2 separate regions of the Homo sapiens genome follow, and region 1 is linked to region 2. Evidence: chromatin contacts called from ENCODE Hi-C or POLR2A ChIA-PET data. All regions are on one chromosome and are shown on one strand. Each heading gives the region's core, a stretch centred on a gene start or an enhancer-like site at or near the end of the contact. The rest is flanking DNA. Distances are from core to core; before and after follow the strand shown.

Region 1 (3,806 bases), core at 462-2,961, 91 kb before region 2:
GGCTTCACCCATGGAGCCGGCAGGGTTTGGGCTTCCTGCACAAGGATGTTGTGTTTGTGCCACCAGTCTTAGGTGTTAGGTCCTTGGTCAAGGGGAAGACATTCTGGCCACCCACCCCGCAGGTTCTCAGCTCATGGTGAGGAACCCAGGCGGCCGAGGTGTGGGGTTAACGACTCTACAGGCCCCACCAGAAAGTGTTAGCTGAGCACGGTAGCTCCCATCTATAATCTCAGCACTTTGGGAGGCCAAGGCAGGTGGATCACTTGAGGTCAGGAGTTTGAGACTAGCCTGGCCAACATGGTGAAACCCCATCTCTACTAAAAATACTAAATAATTAGCTGGGCGTGGTGGCAGGCACCTGTAATCCCAGCTATTCAGGAGGCTGAGAAACGAGAATCTCTTGGACCCAGGTGGCGGAGGTTGCAGAGAGCTGAGATCGCACCCTGCACTCCAGCTTGGGCAACAGAGCTAGACTCTGTCTCAAAAAAAAAAAAAAAAAAAAAAAAAAGTCATAAGTACCTGCAGGGAAAAACCCAACATGGGCCCTTAAGTTCCCTTTCAGAGTAGAAGGGAAGGGTTGGTGGTCAGGGACAATCCAGGGCTTTTAGCCAAAAGCGTTGAGCCCTCACTGGGGCAGCACAAAACTTGGGATAAATCCAGGTTCTAACTCTGGCCTTGGGGGCCCCGTCCCCTCTTCCTCTCTGCCACACTCTGGCTTTCTGTTTCTTCACTATGTGCACCATGGCCCTCTTTACACCTGCTGTTCTCTGCTCTTAGAACAGTGTTCCCCCAGTTCTTTGCCCCCAGTTCTTTGCCTCAGCTTCAGTGTGGCTAAAAGCTTGTTCCCTAGAGCCGAGCTTCTGGGTTTGAATCCAGCTGTATGACCCTGGGCAAGTGGCTTTACTTCTCTGGGCCTCTTTCCATCATCCGGGCTGGTGAGGAGTAAGTGAGTGAGTTGGTGTCTGGAAAGGGCTTGGCACAGGGCCTGCCCACAGTGAGTCCTCAGCGAGCTGCTGTTGTTATGAAATGTCACCTCCGCAGAGGGGCCTACTTTGTTGTTTTCTGTGTGCTGGGCACTGTCATAAATAATTGCTCATTTATGTGTTTAGTGTCTATCTCCCCTTCTGCAGGTCAGCTTGGTAGGGCTCACCCACTGTCTCCAGTTCCTAGAGCAGTGCCTGGCACATAGTAGGGTGAGTTAACAGCCACTGCTTGCCAAAGCCACTCAAACCTTTGTTCTAACCCTGGACCTCTGAGATGCAGAGGGGAAGTGACTTGGCCTGCATGACCCAGCTTTCTGACCTCGCCCACTGCCCTTTCCCCGACTTAGCTGCTTGGGCTCTGCTGTGGGGCACCTCCGTTTGGAGTATGGTGTGTGCCTCAAACACCTTCATCTGGGGCAGCGCCAGCCACCCTGCCTCATCCTGGCCCTTCTCAGGCCATCCTGCCACCGGGAGCCTGCCGTGCCTCCACCCCTCCCCCTGCAACTGGCACGGTGGCACTCTCCTTGCTGCCTCTCCTCTGCTGCCAGACTGTGGTTCTCTGGGGCTTTGGGCCAGGTCCTGCCACTTCCAAGGAGATGATAAAACAGTTTGGACCCAGTCCCCAGACCTTATGTTCACCTGCCAATGTTTTTATGAGGGGAAGGTGACAAGTTGGCTGTCTATTAGACTCATACCGTGTCTCGCCACCCCCGGCGTTGTTCCAGAGGCTTGTTCTTTGCAAAACCTGCTCACTGTCATCCACTCTTCCCCAGCAAACCACAGACTAAGAAGAACTACGTGGTCTGGCTGGTCCCCATCCAGAGGTCACCTTGCCCCAGGGTGGCACCAAGGTCATGGAGTTGGGACGTGGGTGCAAATCCTGGCCCACTGTCCTGTAGCTGTGGGACCTGGGATAAGGCTTCCCCCTTCTCTGAGCCTCAGTCTCCTGATCTGTGAAAGGCAAGGCTGATGAGGCCGGGGGTGAGGTAGAGGCTTTTCTGCAGGGCTTAGTGTGATCCAGGCAGGAGGCTTCTAGCGGAGGTCGGGGGTCTCTGAGGGTAGACCCGTACTTTGGTGGGGTGGAGGTTGCAGTTAAATCAGGAGAGGGGAGGACCTCACCCGAGGATGCTGAACCCCAGGTAGATAACAAGCCCCTGTCCCAGAGACGGCATGCTGAAACGATTTCCTCAACAGAATTCACTTTCACTACGACCAGAATATTTTTGCTCATTGTTTCGGCTTTGTTCCGGGCAAAACAATGCCTGGCTTCCTGGATGACCTCACCGGGACAAGCCATCAGGGCTGTAGGCCAGCCTGGTCAGCATCTCCGCACGAGCCCATTCTTCCCTTTGCCACGGCCACCTTAGGTGACCTGGGGGCAATAGTGTGACCAAAGAGAGCAGACTGGCCACAGGCTGAGTCTGGCCCCCTCTGTGTTTGTGTTTGACCCAGGTGGTGGTTTAGAAACTGAAAAATGTGTGTGTGCATATAAACCAGATTTCAACATCTCTTGAGAAGCTGGAGGATCCAGCCCCAGTGGGCACCAGTCCCGAAGGCACCTGCAGTAGTGGGAGCTAAGGAGAGCTGCCTGTGAGAGTCCAGACTCCTCCTGTCCCCTGGTTCCCACTCTTCCCTGCGACCTCCCCACCCCAGTGGACTCCTGTCCTTTGCCCACCAGGCCTCTGGAGGCTTTGGAGCTCGCCACGCTTGAGTTAGCCTTTCCTTGGGAGCAGATAACCAACAGATACAGACCTCATGATACAATTCAATGATTCAATCTCTTAAAGGTGTACTTTTAAAATATATATAAAAGAGAAAAAGAAAGGCTTTGATTAATTTCCACTTAAAACAGCTACTCCACTTAGAGTGATGGAAAGAGCTTCTACTTTATTATTATTATTTTTTCATCTTTTTAGAAACAGGGTCTTGCTCTGTCACCCAGCCTGGAGTGAGGTGGCATGATCACAACTCACTGCAGCCTCCAACTCCCGGGTGCAAGTGATCCTCCTACCGCAGCCTCCTGAGTAGCTGGGACTGCAGGCGCACGTGACCACACCTGGCTAATTTTTTTTTAACTTTTTGTACAGACAGGGTCCAAATGTGTTGCCCAGGCTTATCTGGAACTCCTGGCCTCAAGCCACCCTTTCACTTCAGCCTTCCAGAGTGTTGGGATTAAAGGTGTGAGCCACCACGCCCACCCAGGAATAGCACTCTTAACAACAACTCCCTTTTTTTTTTTTTTTTTTTTTTTTTTTTTTTTTTTTTTTTTTTTTTTTTTGGTGCTTAATTGTTAAACACTAGGGCCAAGGAGAGTGCCCTTGGCAGGCATCACTAATAGATCCTGGCCATCCTGCTCACTGAGCCTGTACCTAGCCCAGAATCTATGGAGACAGTGGTCCAGGGAGCCCCATCAGAGTTCCCTGTTTGCTAGAGGAGGGCTCCAGTCCAGCACGCCATCTGTCCTGCCTGAGTCTGTGCTGTTTCATTAGCTGGCCTGGCCCAGCCCTGTGGCCCTTGGCACTGACTGCTCCCCAGGCCCTGTCCAGCCTCCTGAGCCCCGTCTCCATCATGTGGCCCTTCACTTCCCTGTTTGCCTTTGCCTAGTTCCCCAGTTTGTCAGCCGGCTTGCAGCTGGCTCCTTAAAGACACCAGACCCCATTTCATTTGATCCATAGCAGCTACAGTAGTTGAGAACATGGACTTCAGAGGCCAAGACAGACCTGGGGGGCATTTGGAGCTTAAGTGGCCTTTTCCTCATGTGTGACTGTGGACAAGTGACTTCACATCTCTGTGCTTTATCAGCACAGGAAGGATGGGAGCAGC
Region 2 (4,386 bases), core at 996-3,495:
AGGGCAATTCTTTCACTGACCTCTAAGGACAAAGCCAAAGCTATTGCCCTCCTTGTAGAGGGAGACGTCCACTGTCTTTGAAATGATCCTGGGGTTATTCTCAGGAGCTGGGGAGAAATGGAGGACTCCTTTGAGTCCCTCAGTCGCATCTCCAGGCCGGTAGATGTGCCCAAAGCTCATTCCAGGAGGACTGGGTGATCAGTCACAGAGATTACAGGGAGGGTAAACCCTTGCCCATTTTACAGGTCGAACAAGTGAGGCTTAGAGGGATCCTCTCCCCTAATCCCACTTAGCCCACCACTGAGAGAGAGGAAAGGGCCTGCCCATGCTCACAGAGACGACGGCAGAACTCAGGCTTGAGTCCATGGCTGGTAGGCTCAGGCCAGGGCTGAATTCCAGACAGTTACTCAAACTTCAAGACTTTAGACCAGCTTTGAAAATCCCAAGCTAGGTGAAACCCTACACCACCGTTACTTAGTGCAGGGCAGTGGAGTGTGGGCGTGGTAGGTCAGGGAACGACTTATTCAGCTAATGCTTCCAAAACCCTCCCCGCTAAAGGAAAAGCATCTGGAGACTAAATATGTAAAATGACATTGGCTATAGAGTCCCACCACCTCCTGGTGACAGCATACTGCGGTTGTAGGCACAGCCCCTAGGCGAGGTATGGATGCTTGTGGCCAGTCTCCAGGTTCTACCCACTCCATCTGGCATGATCCCTGCCACCCAGGCCCTGGTGGGGAGGTAGCCGTGTCCACCCGCAACCGAGGCAGTGGAGAAAGTTCCCCGTCCAAGGGCACCCACCGGGCGGGGGCAGCTCATACTCCACCTCCAGCACCACGCGCTCGCCCACATTCTTGAGCAGGGTGATGATCTCATCGTGGCGGAGCCTGGTCAGGTGGATCCCGTTCACAGACCGAATATAGTCACCAATGTTCAGCAGATCACTCCTAGAGCAGGAAGGCCAGGGCACACATGGTAACAGGTGCTGGCCCATGCAGTCCTGGCATTCACACCCACCCTCCTCTGGAATCCCTATGATCACTGGATCCTCATTTCACAAATGGGGAAGCTGAGGCTTAGAGAGGTCAGACAGTTGTCCAGGGTCACACAGCACGTAAGAGAGTGCAGAGACTGACACCCAGGTCCCAGGCTTTCCCCCTTCGCTGGTCTGCCTGCTTTTCCTTCTGCAGGGGTGTCTCAGACGAGCCTGCAGAGTGACCAGATCATCACATCCTTTGCTGTTCCCTAATGCTCTTCCTGACTTCTCACCACCAACCTTCCTGCTGTTCAACTGGACATTTATCTGCACCAGCATTGTGTGAGGCCCAGGGAGGCAGTGACTGAGAGGCTAACTCCCAGGCCTCACAGTCCAAGGGAGCCACAGGGGCAAATGAAATCAGACAATGTGTGCAGAAATGTGCATGTGGGGCTTCAGGAACAGAGCAGTGCAGCTGCCTTGGCCTCGGGTCAGGGAGGGCTTCCTGGAGGCAGTGACCTCTGTGTTGAGTGTGGAGGGGTAAAGAGGAGTGTGCCAGGAGGATGCTGTGGGGAATAGGCTTTTGGACATAGGGGACTGCATATGCAAAGGCCTGGAGGGCAGATATGGCCTGGTGACTGTGGGGTGCTATGGCCAAGCCCCTGGTGTAAAAGAAAAGAGAAGCCAGGGCCTAGAATTACAGCCTCCATTGGAGGCCTTCCCTCTGCAGACACCAAGTTGATGGGTGCTCCTGGAAACAGCTGCCTGATTGCTTTGCCTAAGACCTTCAGTACATTTTCCACTGGCCCTGGGCTCCCATCATTGCCTCTGCACCCCCCTCCTGCGGCCGTGCCAAGCCCACTTCTCACCTGGCTGCAAGTCCCCCAGGTCTCAGGTTGGAGACCCTGGGCTTTCCATCCTTGTCGGTGCCACCTGAGATAGTCAGGCCCAGCGTGCTGCCTTCTTTCTTGATCAGCTCCACCACAGTGATCCCTCGGAACTCCTCTGCCAACAGATGGGGATGGGGGCTTGAGCGGGCAGCTGGGGCCACCCCAGGCCCCCAGCTCTAAGATAAGCGAGGCGAGCACCTGGTTGGTAGGGCACTCTGCTGCATTGCCCTGGGTGATGATCACCTCCTTTTTACAGAGGAGAATCAGAGAGGTTAAGTGGCTGGTCTAAGGTCACAGAGCAAGTCAGTGGCAGAGCCGTTGCCATCTGACCCCCACCTAGGGCTCTCTGTGCCTCCAGGGCAGAAAAAGAGGGAATGAGGGAAGCCTCATTACCTGGAATGCTCTGTCTGCGGCACGCCAGGGAAACGTCGGCCCCTCCTGCGTCCTTGCCTCCTTTGGAGTAGGGCCCATCGTCTGCAGGAGAGAAAGAGGGAAAGGCCGAGTTCCACTTTCGTTTCCATTCCTGCAGACCTCTTCTGCTTTGGGAATTTTCCACTCTGTGGACGTGGCCTGTAAGATGGGTTCCCTCCTGCCACCAGCTCCACCCGATTCTCTGCTGGAGAATCCTCACAGCTCCTCCTCCCAAAGAAAGCCTGGCCCCTGCTCTTGGGGCTGAGTAACATTCTTTGAGCACTACACTACATATTGGGAGCTTCACAGCCATTCTGTGGTTCACTGTCTCAACAACCCTGTGAATGTTGTTACCATGGATCAGATTATTCCACTGTACAGATAAGGAAGCTGGGGCTCAGAGAAGGCCAACTCATGCCCATTGTCACACAGCTGGAGAGTTGTGCAATCTGCATTAGAACCCAGTTCTGCTGACTCTACTACCCAGGGCTGTGCTTACATACCTGCTGGGAGGGGGAGCTCTCTCAAACGCAGGCACAGCAGCTCATGTGAGACAGCTCTGACCGAGACGAAACTCAATCTTGGGTGGACCTGATTAATGCTTCCTCATGAGGACTGCACTTTACAGTTTATGAATCACATTCTCAGGCGTTCTAGGCAGCCTGAGATAAGTCTGTCCTCCTTCACTCTAATTCGAGAAAGCGCTCCCTTGTGTTTCTTCAAATGTTGTTTCCAACAGCTCTCTCTCTTTTGAAAAGCTTAATAGATGTACTTTAGGACTTTCCATTTTACTCTCCATGACCCACATCCACACCCACCCTTCTCTCATATTTTCCATGTCTTCTTTATCTCTCTAAGATACGTCAAGGGGTGCTTCATCTGCAATGAAATCTGTCTTTTTTGCTTCTTTTGAGTTAGTAGAAAATCTTTCATACATTTCAAACATAAAGAAGGTAGAACAGTATGATGCAGAGATTCTCAAAATGTGGTCCCCAGGCCCACAGCACCTGGGAACTTGTCAGAAATGTAAATTATTGGCTGGGCACAGTGGTTCATGCCTGTAATCTCAACACTTTGGGAGGCCGAGGCAGGTGGATCACTTGAACCCAGGGGTTCAAGACGAGCCTTGGCAACATAGTGAAACCCCATCTCTACAAAAAATGCAAAAATTGGCCGGGCATGGTGGTGCATGCCTATAGTCCCAGCTACTCAGGAGGCTGAGGTAGGGGAATCACTTGAATTTGGGAAGTCGAGACTACAGTGAGCTGTGATTGCGCCACTGCATTCCAGTGACAGAGAGACTCTGAGACCCTCACTCTGTCTCGAAAAGAGAGAAAGACAGAGACAGAAGAGAGAGAGGGGGTGAGAAAGAAGGAAGAAAGGGAAGGGAAGGGAAGGGAAGGTATTTCTTTTCCAAGGCATTGCCTTTCCTAGGCATTTAAAGTGTGTTAAAGCTACAGAAATTGGATTGTTTTTCAAATTTCATTTTCTAATTACTTGAAAGGAAAGGAAAGGAAAGGAAAGAAAGGAAAGGAAAGAAGGAAAGCGAGGGGAGGGGAGGGGAGGGGAGGGAAGAGGGAGGGAAGGAGGAAGAAAAGGGAAGTAAGAAAGGAAAATTCTTGGCCCCAACCAGGACCTGAAAAAGGAAACACCCTGGGGGTGGGCTCCAGGAATCTGTATGTGTGTGTATATTAGTATATTAGTCTAACTTATATTATTCTTCACTTTTTAGCATTTAGACCGGGGGATGGTGGCTCACACCTGTAATCCCAGCACTTTGGGAGGTCAAGGTGGGCAGATCAGCTGAGGTCAGGAGTTCGAGACCAATCTGGCCAACAGAGGCATGGCAAAACCCCATCTCTACTGAAAATACAAAAATTAGGGGGGTGTGGTGGCAGGCACCTGTAATCCCAGCTACTTTGGAGGCTGAGGCCGGAGAATCGCTTGAACCCAGGAGGCGGAGGTTGCAGTGAGTCAAGACCGTGCCACATCACTCCAGTCTGGGTGACAGAGTGAGACTCCATCTCAAAAAATAAAAAATAAAAATAAATAAAAATTTAAATATAGTAAAATTTACTCTTTGTGGTGAGCATGTCAATGAGCTTTGGA

What was found. A loop is a pair of places that touch in the nucleus more often than their neighbours do. ChIA-PET counts read pairs that join two places held with the same protein, here RNA polymerase II (POLR2A).
Region 1: a map of gastrocnemius medialis shows a loop between it and region 2 (2.9-fold over the local background). The contact joins two enhancer-like sites. A Hi-C loop is called at or near these places in 1 of 168 maps with a recorded cell type or tissue (gastrocnemius medialis). POLR2A ChIA-PET finds 5 or more read pairs at or near these places in 2 of 52 experiments (Panc1 and activated B cell).

Annotation. Positions count from the first base shown.
Region 1 is chr3:14,433,321-14,437,126 of GRCh38, forward strand. All of the region lies in intron 2 of SLC6A6 (solute carrier family 6 member 6), which reads left to right. Among named protein-coding and RNA genes, the nearest start is that of SLC6A6, 33 kb to the left of the region's middle. RefSeq lists enhancers at 1,279-2,190, 2,191-3,102. Within about 2 kb of position 1,712, at least 14 of the 41 ENCODE cell types and tissues checked have a DNase peak (open chromatin) inside an H3K27ac peak, as active enhancers do; they include gastrocnemius medialis, where a contact is called at or near this core.
Region 2 is chr3:14,523,592-14,527,977 of GRCh38, forward strand. GRIP2 (glutamate receptor interacting protein 2) reads right to left here. Exons shown (of 24, transcript NM_001080423.4): 2 at 2,260-2,340; 3 at 1,846-1,981; 4 at 802-947; 5 at 21-107. Among named protein-coding and RNA genes, the nearest start is that of GRIP2, 15 kb to the right of the region's middle. RefSeq lists enhancers at 1,533-2,034, 2,035-2,534. Within about 2 kb of position 2,246, at least 6 of the 41 ENCODE cell types and tissues checked have a DNase peak (open chromatin) inside an H3K27ac peak, as active enhancers do; they include gastrocnemius medialis, where a contact is called at or near this core.